Linked DNA regions of Mus musculus: region 2 is linked to region 1. Evidence: chromatin loops called from intact Hi-C (ENCODE). Cell type or tissue: left cerebral cortex. All regions are shown on one strand.

What was found. Peaks named below come from ENCODE experiments on the same cell type or tissue, not always from the same donor. Only the 100,000 strongest peaks of a DNase experiment are listed, where the experiment ranks them.
Region 2: it touches region 1 in a loop (4-fold over the local background); 2 of 42 quality-filtered maps call a loop at or near these places.

The regions. Positions count from the first base shown.
Region 1 is chr4:124,301,360-124,309,359 of GRCm38, forward strand. It overlaps 1700021L23Rik (RIKEN cDNA 1700021L23 gene), which reads right to left. Exons shown (of 5, transcript NR_166446.1): 5 at 1,476-2,070. Among named protein-coding and RNA genes, the nearest start is that of Gm12916, 5.4 kb to the left of the region's middle. In left cerebral cortex, no CTCF peak of the experiment used is centred here; DNase peaks (open chromatin) are centred at 1,793, 4,658 and 4,998.
Region 2 is chr4:124,396,403-124,404,402 of GRCm38, forward strand. No RefSeq gene overlaps it. Among named protein-coding and RNA genes, the nearest start is that of Gm52719, 47 kb to the left of the region's middle. In left cerebral cortex, a CTCF peak has its summit at 640; DNase peaks (open chromatin) are centred at 708, 2,145, 2,437, 3,977 and 2 more places; H3K27ac peaks cover 1,520 bases.

The sequences.
Region 1 (8,000 bases):
GGAATCATCCTGACAGGCAGTGCTCAATGCTGCATTCCCTAGAGGAAATGCTTGGAGTAGCAGTGAGGGTAGCTGGCCTCGGAGCTGACCACATGTCTGTTTGCTCTTGGGGTACAGTGCCAGGTCACTAAAGCAAGACTGGAAGACTAGGAAGAGCTGGGAGTGAGAATGGGGGTGGTAGCCCTTCCCTTTCCCCATCTCATTCAAACCTTGGGTGGGAGAGGGACTATGGATGTAGGGTCCCATCTCTGTTTTCTGGTCTGAGTTTCATTGGGATCCTTGTCACTGGGAGACGGTGACATTAAAAACCAACTGGAGCTTAGTCTAGGGGTTTTATGGTGGAAGACAGGGTTACTCAGAAAAATTGGAAACTTGGGCTGGAGAGATAGTTCAATTGGTAAAGTATCTGATAAACAACCAGGAGGACCTGAATTCAATTCTTAGAACCCATGGGGTGGGGGGAATCAGGCATGGGAGCACATGTTTGTAATCCCAGTGCAGCACAGGCAGAGGCAGACAGATACCTGGAAGATTACAGGCCAAACACGATAGCCAAATCAATGAGTCCCAGGTTCAATGAAAGTTTTGACTCAGAAAGAAAGAAAGAAAGAAAGAAAGAAAGAAAGAAAGAAAGAAAGAAAGAAAGAAAGAAAGAAAGAAAGAAAGAAAGAAAGAAAGGAAAGAGAGAGAGAAAGGAAGGAAGGAAGGAAGGAAGGAAGGAAGGAAGGAAGGAAGGAGAGAGAGAAAAGAAGGAAGGAAGGAAGAAAGAAAGAAAGAAAGAAAGAAAGAAAGAAAGAAAGAAAGAAAGAAAGAAAGAAAGGAGGGAAGAAAGAAGGAAAGAAAGAAAGAGAGAGAGAAGAGAAGAGAAGAGAAGAGAAGAGAAGAGAAGAGAAGGAAAGAAAGGAGGAAAGAAAGAAAAGGCGGAAGGAAGGAAGGAAGGAAGGAAGGAAGGAAGGAAGGAAGGAAGGAAGAAAGGAAGGAAGGAAGGAAGGAAAAAGGAAGAAAGAGGATAATATCCTGAGAATCAAGGTCAAAGTCTGGCTAACAGGAAGGTGTTGGTGCTAAGTTCTAAGCATTGATCTACTACCTGAGCTCAGGATCAGACCTTTTAGGGAGGTGCAGATGCAGGGAGCACAAGCAGGGGCTAGCAGACCTAAAGGTACACGGGTGGCATGAAAGGATGCCAGCTCCCCCCACCCCAACCGCCACCACCTGCCTCTAAGTCTCCCAGTTGTCTGTTGTGGGTCTCCCTTCTGAAGGAGTAAAGGCTGGGTGATATTCGTGCCTGTCCACATGTGCACCAAAGCCTGGGGCGCATAATGTTGGGGGTACTTTGGGGGTTTCCATTTAGGCTGCAAAGGCCTCCTGAGATCTGGGAGGGGCCAGAGAGAGAGAGATTGAAGGAATCTTTAAGCTGGGGAAATCCACCCACCACACGCTAATCCTAATAGACACACATTGAATATACACAGTAATAGGTGGAATTTTTTTTTTAATAGAATGAATAGAATTGCAGTTCTGGGAGGCGATCGTGTCAGAACATAGACTCTTCTTGCACACAGTCAGAATGCAATGTGCCTTCCCTCAGGGCCTCGGCCCCTGTGAAGCCTGGGAAGCGGAGGACAGAGGAGGACAGCTGGGGAGAGGGAAGTCTATTGAGTGGCGCTGTGACTCTGACCCCAGCTAACAACTCAGGACTGTTTCACTTGCTTGAAGTGTGACTTTGGCAGAGAAATACAAACCCCGCCAGCCTGAAGAGACAGCTGGCTCCGGTCCTTCCCACTCAGAGATGACTCAGGTGGGGCCAGCCTCACTGCAGGCAGCCTTTGCAAGGCTGGCTCAAAGAATGCTGTGTTCCTAGTCAGATTTCTTTGTGGCCTCACTTAAGGCCTCTTCAGCATGCACCAACAACTCTACTTCAGGCTTCTCCGGGATGCCTTGGGAACAGTCGACTTATCCTTGTGACAGGAAGTGACTGTTTCAGAAAAAAATCATAATACCGGGCCAGCACAGGAGAGAAATGTTCAGCTTTCCACAAAAGGAACTTTGGGGCATCTTGGAGTCTTGATGCTAAAACGAGGCAAATGTATGGGAGAAAAATAAAGAAATTCAGTTTTATTTTTATTTTTTCTTTTTCGAGACAGGGTTTCTCTGTGTAGCCCTGGCTGTCCTGGAACTCACTTTGTAGACCTCGAACTCAGAAATCCACCTGCCTCTGCCTCCCAAGTGCTGAGATAAAAGGCGTGTGCCACCACGGCCCAGCTAAAACTCAGTTTTATTAATGGCTCATCTTGGTTACAAGGAATAACACCATCACACCATCTGAGACAATGGCAGATGGTGGGGATGTTGGGAGATGTGAGTGGAACCTATGGGTGCGAAAGTGAGGTTTACCCAGGACTCCCTCTTGAGTGCTTAGCATCCCAGTGGCTGTAGCTAGATGGACTTTTAAGGCAGTTGCTCATAGCGCTCTACTACACTGTTAATGGCCAGAGGAGATGGACTGATTGTCCCCACAAAAAGATGTCTTGGACTTATGTGACTTATGTGGAACTAGGGGGCTTTGCTTTTACATTTGGGATTTGGTTTTATTATGTGTATCTGTGGGTTTGCGTGCCTACAGGTGGCTGCAGAATCAAGAAGAGGATGCTGGAGTTACAGATGGTTGTAAGGCACCCGATGGACAGACTAATGAAATCAAACTCAGCTTCTCTGCAAGAGCAATGCTCTTGCCTGCTAAGCCAACCCTCCAGCCCCTGAGTGGGGTCTCTGGGGATGTGATCTCTTTAAAATGATCTGAGTGAGTACCAAACTCAATACAAGAAAAGACACAACAATACTCAGAGCTCACAAAGATGGAAGAGGGTCGTGTGAAGATAGAGACGGAATATAGAGGAATACGGTTATAGTCAGAGATCCAGGGACAGCAGCAGCCAACATGAGCTAGGAGGCAACGGAAGTGTCTCCTCCCAGACCTTCTGATGAAGCGCAGCCCTGCTGGCCTCTTGATTTTGGACTTACAACCTCTGGCTTGGTAAGTCCACATTGCTTTAAAGAGCCAGTGTACAGCTGTTCGTCACGGCAGCTCCGAGCAATGCAGGCTCGGCTGCACACACGGCTTTAGGCAGCTTCTGTGCCTCTTTGTTTCCTGCCCAACTGGTGGATACAGGTGAAATCTGCCCAGCTTTCCTTTTGTGGCTACGCTATAGATTGGTGTCCTTCATGGGTTGGGGGCTGCCCTGGGCCCTGCAGCCAGGATAGGATGTGGTAGAGTTACCGGACTGGAGAAGTACCTTAAGCTTAGCCATCAGAAGGGAACAGGTCTGCTCCGGAATACCAGGCAACCTGGTGGTGAGAGTGTGGGGGCTGGGGGATGGGAGATGAGAGATGGGGTTGAGAGGATAGGGGCGGGAGGATGTCTGCAGGGAGGGGCTGCAGAGCTGTGAGCTACTTGCCATTTTATGTGCCACCCTCTGCCCTCTGCAAGCATCTAGTTCTGGATTTTCACTGCCAATGGCTGGAGGGAAGGGCGGTGTGTGTGTGTGTGTGTGTGTGTGTTATGAAAGTTTGGTGGCAAATTATAGGGACTTGAGTTTCAGATTTCCACTAAGTTGAAAGCTAGATTTTGTTACTTACCAGGTACCTAGACCTTAGCACAACTGACACCATCATGAAAGTACCATTTAGGCCATGGAATCTAGCATATTGGCAGTGCCAATCTATATAATCTTTTCTGCTAAAGCAGAATCCACCCAATCTATAGTGCTGGGCTTTGCTCTTTGGCTTCTGTAGTTCCTCTCTGGCTAACTGGTCTTGAGAACTGAGGTGTGTCAACACAGGATATGGTTTTTGTGCTTGAAAGATCACCCTGAGAAAGACTCAAGACTGCACTGGAGTCCCAAACACCCAGGGTAGTCGTTAGCCAGCTAATAAAAACTTTCTATTGGCTCGAAATTGTGTCTGAGTAGTCCTGGTGGATCCCTCACAACAGTTATGGTTGGTATCTTAACTGTCCCCTGTGTCTCAAATGCTTGGAGGCAGTCTGTGGTACTACTGAGAGATGGGACCTAACAGGAAGACGGTAGGTCGTTGGGGATGGGCATTTGAGGGAAGTACTGGGACCTTGGCCTCTTCCCTTCTCTCTTGGCTTCCTGGTTCTCAAGTGGAAAGTCATGTCCTTCCAGCTCACACTCCTACATCCATGCTGGACAGTCCAGCCCCAGACCTGAAGCATCTGGACCAAGTGACCAAATTCTCTGAAACCATGCGGCAAACTAAAGGACTCATTGTCCAAAGCTGATTTTTCTCAGGCATTTTGTCTCTACCACAGTCTGCTACCTCACAGCTATGGGATGGTGATGCTCAGAGACTTGCCCCTTCTCAGAGCTTCTGCCAAGCTACGAGACATTCCGTGCCACTGATGTGCCAAGGAAGAGATAAGAAGGAGCCAGCTGGGTGTGCTCCTTGATCTGGTAAAAAGCTCTCAGTCCACACGGAGATGCTTCTAGTAGTGACTGCCTAGCCCTGAGTAGGCTCCCGGCAGAAGACTGAGGGCAGATCCAGGCCCAGGTGCCTGCTGGCTGCCAGCTTTCCCTTTGTCTTCTTCCGTAATGCTAATTTGGTTACTCTTAGTAACCGCTGTTCCCCATGACTATTGCTCATCCCAGGCTCTGAATCATTCTGATGGATACAACTTGACGTGGACCAATTTGCCTAATTCATCACCTTTGCATTTCTTTCATGCTAAAGACAAAGCAGGAAGCTTTTCCAACAGGCCTTGTGATTTTTCTATTAAAAGGCTCCCCCTCCAAACGGCTGCTGCTGGGGAAATCTGCAGGCCAAGGATTCTATAGTTAAAACCCACTCGCTGTGTGGTCTCTCTCTCCACAGTGAGGCCTGTTTTCTGGCATAAGGCTGAGCAAGGCTGCCCTTGGGAGAGAATAAGTGCCCATGCGTCCTCCCCACTGGCAAAGGAAGGGACTAGGAGGCTCACTCTGTCTCCACAGCCCACACAGCTATGGCACATCTCTAGGCTCCAAGAATACGTTCCCTGCAGAATCCTAGTGAAGACACAGTGGACCAAGGGATGTGAAAAGCACTTTATACCCCGCCCACGTGTTAGCTATTGCTACATGATGACTGCCAGGCAAGGACAGAAACACTAGTGGTATAAGATGTGAGCATTAAAGGATACATCTAAAGAGGAATTTGGATAAGAAAGCCGCCGAAAAAGGGATGTTGCAAATAGTCAATAGTTATGAAGAGATGTCCAAGACCACTGGTCTTTAAGGAACTGGAAATTAAAACAGTAAAATGCCTACAGCTAGGATGGCCTGGTTGTGTGTCATCCTTGTCTCTGCAGTCCCTAGAAACAGTCCATGGGCAACTTTTCATTGGGATTAAGCCCTCCCGGGTCAGGCTGGTGATACCTTCCTAGGCTCTATGTACCTCTGTAAACACATTTATCCATGGCTTAGAGTTTGGAGTTCCCATCACAGGGTCAGGCCCCTTCCTCCTACTTCAATTGTTAGGAGGTCCTAAGTCTGCTCCCGCTTCAGCCTTCAAGACCCCTGGCCACTTGCTCCGTGGGAGAAATCTCTAGATTTCTTATAGCCTTGTTTTTCTTCTTCAATCTGACCCTTAACCCTTTCCCATTATGCAAGCCAAGTGTTCATCAGAGCAAGTCAAAAAAACAGAGAGACAGGGGGGTAAAGAGCTCATGTTCCCCCTTTCCCTCTTTGTCATCTCCTTAACTTTGGTGTCCCCTTGGGTGACTGATATTTTGCTTTGTGTCTGCAACTTTCAATACTTCCCTTGATGCTCAAACTAGTGCATTCATTCACATAGTTACACATCTAGGGCATCTTTGGATTTGTAATGAGATCATATCATATGTATGACTCCTTCTTAAAGTAACTATACTATTGGAAAGACATTGTTATGCCAATCACATATGTAATCCATTTCAATGGCTTCGTAATAGTCCACACATTAATCAATATTGTTTTCCATCTTACAATGAGCACGCATGTGTGTGGGGGCGCGCGCGCGCGCGCACACACACACACACACACACACACACACACACTTTTATACTTGCACTGTTGTTTCTTAGCAAAAGAGCCATGGATGTGTGCTTTCGGAGTCAGATGGTAAGCACTTAGTTCATCTAGTTATAGATATATTGTTTTCCCAAGAGGATCCTGCACAGCTCACCTAGAAAACGTGGGTATAGTTGTGTCATCACACCCTCTCCAGTTCTCTGATGGAAAAACTCAAGTTTAGGTTTTTGGTTTTTGATTGTTGTTGTTGCTTTGTTTTGTTTTGTTTTTTAAGTAGCCATCTTCTGGGTGACTCATGGCTTTTCAGTGTTTTAATTTCCATTTCCTTAAAGACCAGTGATCTTGGACATCTCATTGTAACTACTGGTTATTTGCAACATCCTCTTTTCCGTGGCTCCCCTATCCAAATCCCTTTAACACTCACAGCTAAATACCACTGGTGTTTCTGTCCTTGCCCAGCAGTCATCATGTAGCAATAGCTACCACATGGGCGGGGTATAAAGTGCTTTCTACATCCCTTGGTCCACTGTGTCTTCACTAGGATTCTGCAGGGAACGTATCCTTGGAGTCTAGAGACATGCCATAGCTGTGTGGGCTGTGGAGACAGAAGTGAGCCTCCGAGTCCCTTCCTCTGCCCAGTGGGGAGGACGCATGGGCACCTCTATTCCAAGGGCAGCCTTGCTCAAGCTTATTCAGAAAACAGTTGCAGACTAAATAGAGGAACTCAGAACAGACAGGCAAAGAAGAAGCCTGGAATACTGGAGGGCAGATGAAAAGAGAGGGGCTTGTTGGATTAACTTCCCAGGATGTATTTTTCTCCCATATGTTTCCTGGATTTTTGTTTTAAAATGCCCTCCTTGTATTCCTTATAGACGACAGAGCCTTGCACGTGGCAGACGAGGGCCTCTCATCTTGCAGCTAGATTCTAGCTGCTGCCCAGCTACATTTCTGTTCTCATTGCCAAGCAGGGACTTTCAAAGCCTTTGTTATCTTCCCAGACTTCCCTGCATGGAAAACAGTCTCCCCTGCCCCCAGGTGGATTACATTTAAGGGGTGGAAATGTCCAAAGCAGTTCTCAAGGCGAGGTTGCTTCTGCTCTCCCTGCCCCCTCTGGAGCCAGCTAGAAACGTTTTTGGTATCACCACGTAGGGAAGTGGTGCCCAGCATCGAGTGGGTGAGGGCCAGGAAGCACTAAGCGCTCTGTGTATTCTGCAATGCACAGAGCAGTGTCCACTACAAAGAACTATAGCCCCAAATGTCCACAGAACCCCTGCTGGGAAGCCCTGACTTAAAGTCACACTGAGTTCATTAGAATTAACAGGATAAAAATGGGGTTTGCAAATTCAAGGAATTTAGCTTTGAGTATCCTGGGCTTTTATACTGCTGGTACGATCTTCAGCTGGTACGATCTTGGAGGAGTCTTTTATCCCCTCTAAGACAAAACTCTAAAATGTGGACCTGCTCATCTTCCTTGAAAAGTTACAGGGAGGATGTGGCCAAATGATGTTCATGGGAAGGTTCCAGATTCCCTGAAGGAGATGTTGATCCTGGCTGGGTAAGCCTGCGGGTTGGGGTGGGAGACGTCTTTTCTATACCTGGTGTAGGTGTGAGGAAGCTGTGCCTGCTTCTCTAGGTTTCTGGGCCAGCTATGTCTGTACAGGATCTGTAGGTGTGAAAAGACAGGGGTGGTGGTTTGGAGCCCAGTGGTCTCCCTGAATGCTAATTGCCCTGTGTCCTTGTTTCTGGGCTGACTGTGTGTTGGATCTCTGGCTGTGAAAACGCAGGTGTCTGTAGTTTGGACTCCAGCGGACTCGCTGAATGCTAATCTCCCCGAGTCCTTGTTTGTTCCTCTGCAAACTTTGCGGGCAGACAGCTAATCAATGGGGGGAAATGATGACTCCAGCACTGTGCACATACTAACTGGCAGCCCAGGCAGAG
Region 2 (8,000 bases), 95 kb after region 1:
ATGGGTCTGTCCACTCATTCAGCATTTAGTGAGGATCCACTGAGGACAGAAAGAATCCCTCAGACGCTAGAAGTACGGTAGTAGGGAAAGACAACTTATAGGTATAGTTTTAAATCGTGCTATATTGTTTGAAAAAAATGAAAGCACGCGCTTTTCAACTGCCTAAAAGTCAGCTGAACAAATCCTGTTTTGATGCCAAGGCTTCATCCTTGCTGACCTATTAAGTGGTTCTGATCAGAATCTATATGACAGAGGCTGAGGAACACCTCAGTAGGTCTCTCTTCAGTAGAACTCTCTTCAGTAGGTCAAGCAGCCATTGATCGATCAGCTCCGCTGATCAATTGATCTTCCCTGGGAGGGGCTGGTGAAAAGGAGGAGGAGCCTGTGAACAGTGTGGTCATGGGTGTGGTTATGTGGATGGCAATCCTGAAGAAATGCAAACTGGTAGGATGGCAATGGGGAATTGGAGTGTTACTGAGAGAGGACATCTGCTTGTCAACCCAATGGAATTACACAAAGATCGCTGGGCACAGGACACAGCGGCCAACTGGTTGAAACCCAATCTCCCTGTGAGTGAATCTGCTATCAGCCTTGACCTTCCTCGGTACCTCACCCAGCGCCGGGAGGAAAGTCTGCCCTCTCTTGGTGCTTCCTATGAGCTGTGAACATATTCAATCCAGTGAGGATGCTGCTAGTGAAATGAGAACAGCAGTTTCCATAGAGAAGTGGGGGGCGGGAGCCAGATTGCACAAGGATTAAGGAAGGAGTGGGCGGTGAGGAAACGGCAGCGGTGACAAGTGAGTGATGGAGACGGATAGAGCAGTCACTCAAGGGGGTCAGGGGGCCCGAACACATCCAGAAGTTTCTAGAAAGATGTCAGCCAAAAGGGAAAGATGGGAAATGAAAGAAAAGGAGGTGACTGATGGAGTACTGTCCCAGCGGGATCAGGGGTGCAGTGAGAAGAGAATTACAGAGGAAGAGGGTTGGGCCTCAGAACAAGAGAGAGATTCTGCCCTGGCGTTTGTGGCTCGGAACTGGAGGACAGTAAGGCTCTGCCACTCCTTATTTTGTTCTCTGAGAAGACCAAGAGATAACACTTGTCTCCGGTGCCTGGAGGAGAGCAGAGAAGGTCAGAGCAGTCCCACTTGGACTGTCAGAGACGTCACTCAGAACAAAAGGATTTGTGATGTTCCTGGCTGGGGCCTCACAGTAACCACTCAGTCAACACAGTTGGCAGAGCTGTCTGCTCTGCCCAAGAAGAAATAGCCAAGTGAGTTTCCCAGAATCCAAGATGAGCAGGGAGCTGCGGGTCTAGGGCTGAAGCTGCTTAGGGGTTATAAGACATGGACCATGCATGGGGCTTCAAGTTGTCAATCTAGAGATGGGTGAAGGGCTACAAGGAAGCGGGGACAAGACACTGTTGATGAACGCAAGGCCTTTGGGAGGAATGGAACAGAAAGGCTGTTGGGATTTCAAGATCAACTCAGCTCAAGAGCTAACAGCACTGCCCTGCCCCAGAGTTGAGTCTTCCCTTGCCTCATTCCCAAAGGCCATCTTCACCTAAGAGAGCAGATTTTTCTCTTCTCTGTGGCAAACAGGGGTCAGCCTTAATTATGCTACCCCACCAAGCCTCACATCTGCTGCTCTTCAGGTGATCTTAGCCAGAGACCAAAAAAAAAAAACAAAAAAAAAAAACCAAAAACAAAAACAAAAAAACCAGCACAGCTGGTGCTCATTTCTCAAGCCTCTGGCATCTTGGGTAGTGAGATCCTTAGTACCTCAAGGGTCTGGAACACAGTGCAACACCCTGGATCCCACCAACCAGAGGGAAGATCCAAGCTCTCCCAGTATGGGGAGCAAAAACTCGACGGACAGTTGGCCCAGAAATGAACGATGCTACCTTTAGAGGGGAATATTTCCAGACACGTCGATGTGGTCAGACTGACTGACAATTGAAAAATCTTCATCAAGAGGAAAAGAAGGCAGGAACGGGGAAGACAGAAAGGAGCTGAGCCTTTTTTTTTTCCTCCAAGCTATGTACAGCTCCACTCTGGGTACTTTGAGAACGGAAGGTTCACTCATTTACATTTCAAACCAACGGTGAGTGGTGGTGTTATCCCTGCCACAGAGGGAAAAGGAGGGAGAAACCCAAGGCCGTGGGCGGCTGCTCAAGCATTTGCAGAGGTGGCTGCAGCAGAGCCGGGCTTTAAATCCTGCCTTTCTTCCCCGGCAGGCAGGTATCCCTCCCACAGCATGCCCTGCCTCACAGAGCTTCTGCCTCCCCCGACACCTTTCTACAGCCAAGCCAAGCCCCCTGCACCTTGTTGCTCTGTTGAAGACCCGCCAGAGCCTGAAGAGAGATAGCAGGGCAGTCACATTGCAAAAGGTAAAAATTTAAATTAAAAGAAAAAAATAGAGGGCCAAATTTGGAATTCTAAGACACAGTGAAATTCGTTTCTGGCTCACAATCCTGCCAGCCACGTGAGTTGCAGATACCACTTCCTGTCGTAAGGCTGTTTCCTCCTCTGCAAACAAGAATTCCCTCCCAATGGAAATACATACTATTAAGAGCAAGTGACAAAGTATTTAACAGCCAACTCTCAAAAAGGACGATTCTCAGGCCAGCGAGAAGGCTCAACGGGCAACAGCTTCTGCCGGGCAAGCCTGGCTACCTGAGATCTATCCCAGAAATCAGTGCAAGGGTGGAGAGGAGAGAATTGATTCCACCGGGTCATTCTCTGCCTCTCACATGTGCACCGTGACACGTGTGTCTACGGACTCGTACACACACATACACAATCATCCTCATAATAAAAGTTTAAAGAAAATAATGCTCACATCTCAAAGCAATGTTTACTGCTTCCTACAATCTGAAGCCTTCCACCTCAGCTGATGTCAAGGCAAAAGGACAAGGTTCCATCTCTGTGCCACCGGCTTCTTGGGTATGTGGGTAGCGCGCTGCTGTATAGCATTCTTGCCATTCAAACCAAACCGATACAATCAGGATGAGGAGAGCTCTAGAGCAGGGTTCCTCAACCTATGGGATTGAATGACCTTTTCACAGGGGTCACCTATCAGATCTCCTGCACATCAAAGATTTATATTACAACTCATAACAGTACCAAAGTTACAGTTATGAAATAGGAACAAAAATAGTTTTTATGGCAGTCACCACAGCATGAGGAACTGTATTAAGAGGGTCTCAGCACTAGGAAGGTTGAGAACCACTGCTGTATACCATCAGTAGTAAAATGATTAGAAACATCACGTGCTGCTTTAGTGCTGACCAGAAACAAGGTTTATGTAATCATAATCTTATGTAAGTTCATCTTCAGCAATGGCCTTATTTAATGGCTGGTTTACCAAATTCTTAAAATGTGATTAGCAGTTTTTACAAGCCATCTCCAACACACCACCCATCCTAGTAGACTTGCTAGGCTGAAATAGGGGTAGAGCTGGGATTTGAACCCAGATCTCACTGACTCCAGACGAAGATATCATCAGCTTCCTGCTTGTGCTGCAAGGTGGAGATGGGGCTGATTAGAAATGCAGATCATTCCTGGGCACCATTAGGAGAAATAAGAGGCACCGATGATCTGTAAGTGCCCAAATAAAGAAAGCTAGTATGGCCGCCCCCTGTCTCCACATAGGGCTTGGGCACAGTCTACCCAGAAGACACCTGTTCTACCTCTATCCCAACTTTTTAATACCGAAAGCTATTTCTTTCACCAAAGCTATTTCTGATTTCAAACATTTTGTTCTCCTAAGAGCTGGGCCACTGATCAAATCCCTCCAGCCACTCCTCTCCACCTCCCAGGGCCTTCCTTTCCTCCCCATCAGAATGAGTGAGGGAGACCAGCTAACCTTGAACAATTCCCCCACCCAGATCTGAAGCACTCAAATATGACTCACTACATAGGCAGTGCCAGAGGTTCTGACAGCTCAGAAAGCAGGTGCCAGCATCAACCCTGTTGGGGTTGGGAGAGCTGCTCAAGGAGGCTCGATGGGAAGCAGAGACCACATGGGAAACAACTGAGCCACTTCAAAGTGCAACCGAACAGGTGACAAGAGACCATCTTTTATGCAGGATAGTGATACATGCCTGGAAGAAAGAAAACCAATTCTGCGTCCCAAGCCACACTGCTGTGTAGAGTGATGGGCCCCTCCCCCCTCTGTACACACGCCTCTTCATCCTCTCAAAAGAGAGGATATTGAACTCTGTGGCCTCTGACTTCTAATCTGATTGTTTATGTCCTCTGCCACACGACGGAATGCAAGGACAGAAGAAAATGACATCAGGCAGGTGGCTGCCAAGCCAGATGGGGCTAAGAGGAGTAGGCAGTACAGATGGTGCAGAACTTCAGCTTCAAGAGGTGCAAAGATAAAGGACTTAGCATGTATAGGTAGGTGCACCTGTGTGCATGGTGTTAGGTAGGAGTGACGTCCCACCTACCAACAACATCCCAGGCTGGGGATGGTCCTGAGGCCTGGACCCAGGGTTCTGTGCCAGCTAGTGAGGCTAGCCGAGCAAGCGTGAGCCGATGCTCCTGGTGTTGCCATGGAAGCCCAGGAATAGTGCAAGCTGGGAGTGACTGTCGGGGTGCAGCTCCCTCAGAAGGAGCCTGTGTCACGCCTTTGGCAGAACATCAGGTGGGAGTCTCAGAGCACAATGAGCTATTGTTCTTTGAGGCTTTACGCTAAACCCGTTTCCAAGGTTTTATGAATCATTTTGCTGCTGATCTTTAAAAAAAATAAAAGAGTAATATACAAGGCACAGTGGAAGGAGCCTTCAGCTTCTTTTCTCTGAGAGAGGAACATGAACTCGTGGAGAACTCCTTCCCACCTTCTGCCTTGATCTCCCCCACAACTGTCAGAAAGGCTACTTTGAAGGCAATGATTCTGGATCATAGCCATGGGCCATCCCAACACTGACGAAGGAAAATAAGAGTCCTGAAGAGGAAACATATAAGCACCCAGGCTTTGGGACTGCCAAGACAAATGAATGACAAGTAGCTCAAACTAAGGCCAAGCAGTTGCTGTGTGACTCAGACAATGTTGCGTCCTTAGGAACTCCCTCCATGAGAACGTCCTGCATGGAGATGAGTCTTTGTCTCTGAGACATGGATTGGCTGCATTTCCAAGGAGGCGAATGCCACTCATGGCCAGCAGCTTCCTGCTCCGTCCCTGGCCCATCTACCTTCATGTGCACTTGGCTTTCTGTATATCTTCTGGCTGACAGTCTGACGTTCCACTCTGAAAGCCAGCCTTCAGAAGAACCTTGGAGTCCAAGGCTGTGCCCCTTAAGTGTGCTCCTACTCCAAAGTAAAATCTAAAGCAGTGGGTCCCTGTCAGGGCACCTACCCAGCCTGCCCTAAGACAAGTTTCAGCAACTTGCTGAACCAGCCACCGATCAGACAGAGAACCTGCTCCAGACAGTAGGTGCTCATTCATAGCATGGCTTCTCTGAAGGCTGTTGTGCTAAATGGGAAGGGAGTGGTTTCTCAGGAGACCACCTGACCCTTCCGTCACAATGGATGAAGACCCAGCCTTGAGATTCCCTAGCTAGAGATGTGGTCCTTCAACTGCTCCGATTCTGAAAGCTGATGTGGCTACAGTTTGTACCTCCCCATATATAGTTTGATCCCTGCCTCAGTTTCTTTCCTGGCCCCCGGAGCCCTAACTTTGAAATACTTCCCAGCTCCCAGCCAACCCTCCCCTTGCCTCCCAGGGCCTCAGTTCCCCACCTCCTCCTACTGGCTGGCTCGGTTTTACAGATGGTTGCAGCCCCGGTTATTATTTAAACGAGCTGCTTCTGGCTCACATGTTAATTAAAACCCGCTGTCCAAAATCTCCTGGTACAATTTGCAGTGTAATCTGTAGCCTCTAGTGCATCATTGTATCTCTATTAAAAGGGATTCTCTGTAATGATGCGGGGATTTAATTAGTTTCTTTGCCAATGTTGTAAAACACAGTGATAAACGAGCCAACAGGTCCGTGGATCATTATTCTCCTCAAGATGAGCTTATTAGCTGATTATGAATCATTAACAAAGTCTACACGGGATTTTCTTATCTAATTCAACACAATTTTTAACATTCAGTGCTCAACATCCATTCCTTGCAACCAGCAACATTGTGTGGTGATTGCGATCTCTATGTGTGGCTCTCTGCTCTGGGCTTAGGTCTTCCCCCTCTTATTTAATTTGAGCTATATGGCGGGAGGACTCGAGAACAGGGACTGGGGACGACACTGTGATGAATCCAGAGTTTTATTTTATGACGGGAAGCAGCTACTATGAACTGGAACTGGCAGCCCATATTTTTGTGCTGGTATAAGTGTGTGTTTGTATATTCTCACATCTGGGGAGGGATACACACACTTTGTGCACATGTGTGCATCAGTAGTAGAGGGAAAGTCTGGGGACATATGTGCTCCTGTATACATGGAAGTGTAAAAGCTATATTCACACGTCTGTATATCCTTTTGTATAGGTATGCTCGTGTATACAAGCAAGTAGATGCATGTTAGGGGGAATTCAATAGAAGATATTTCTGAATAGGCTTTCAGGCTAACGTTATTTCAGTACCCCCTGAGATGCCCGAATCTCCCAGTATTTCCCACAGTTCACTCCTATCTCCCCATGCTGGGGTCTCCTGCCTTTGAGTTTGTGATGTGGTCCAGGCACAGAGCTTGGCACTACGGTCCCACAAACTCTCTCGTTTATAGAGAAGTGGAGTCCAGAGAGGATGGATGACTCTCCCAAAGCCGTAACTAGCAGCCAGTTGAGGCCACTGTCCAGCAACATTCCCTGCCCCATTACAAAGCCCTTTCTGAAGTGCACGCCTATTCTTGGGGCTTGGCCTCCTCCTCCAAAACCCTACTGTTCTTGGACTGACAGGGGCACTGCTCTCCCTCCTCAGTATCCCCTCCAAGTGCACACCTCCTGGGCTCTAGAGCCTCACAAGTTGAACTTAGGAAGGGCCATTTCTGCTTCTAGGACATAGTCTCCTATATTGGTCCCAGAGGCTCACATCATTCTCTTGTGTTTTTTATTTTACCAGGAAAATAGTATAATTTGGTGACCAAAATTATTAGTGCCAACAAGTTTTGACAGCCATTAAGAGAAAATGCTGTGAAAAGAAGGAGTTGGGCATTATCATCTGAAAGTTTCAAGTGCATATAAACATAACTGTCGAAGTTCTGGGTGGGGGCTCAGAGGTGCAGCACACCCAGATCTCAGACTCACAGGTCAGAGACAGACCAAGGAAGCTGGGTTTGAGGAGTAACTCCAAATCCCCAGCACCTAAAAATGTGGCTGAATTTTGAGATAGGGCCTTTATAGAGGTAATTAAGTTAGGGTGGTGTCATTGGGATGGGCCTGATTCCACAATGGCTGCTGTCCTCATATGAAGAGGAAGTTAGGATCCACACATACAAAAGAAGATGACATGAAGACATGAGGAGATGGTAGCCATCTACAAGCTAAAGGAATCTTAGAAGAAATCTGCCCTCCTAACACTCTTCTGACTTCCAAAACTCTAGGGGACATAAGATATTTAAGCCACACAGTCTATGGTAGCCTGTCAGAAAACAGCCCTTCATCCAGGTGTCAGTATAATGTCTGAGGGAGGGTCATGAGCATTTGAGTACTTTCAGTCAGTGTCCATGCCTACACAGGGCCCATGTGGCCAACCGTGACCCCTGGGTCATAAGAAAATCTCTAGATTCGATTAAGCAGTTCCAAGTAGTTTATCTAGCTGGAGCTAGCAAGTGAAAGCCAAAAAGAGCTTACTGGATCAGGAGCACAGTCAAGCCAATGGGGTGTTAGGAAAACTCTGGTCCCAGCAAGAGAGTTAAGCTCTGGACAATAACAGAGAAGGGAATCCCCATACAGCTTTCCACGGCTCATTAAAGTGGGCGACCTACAGAACTTTACTGCATGCTGGGGCATCAAGTAGCTTCAAGGCCTGCATCAGGTAGCTCGCTCCTGCTGAATAACA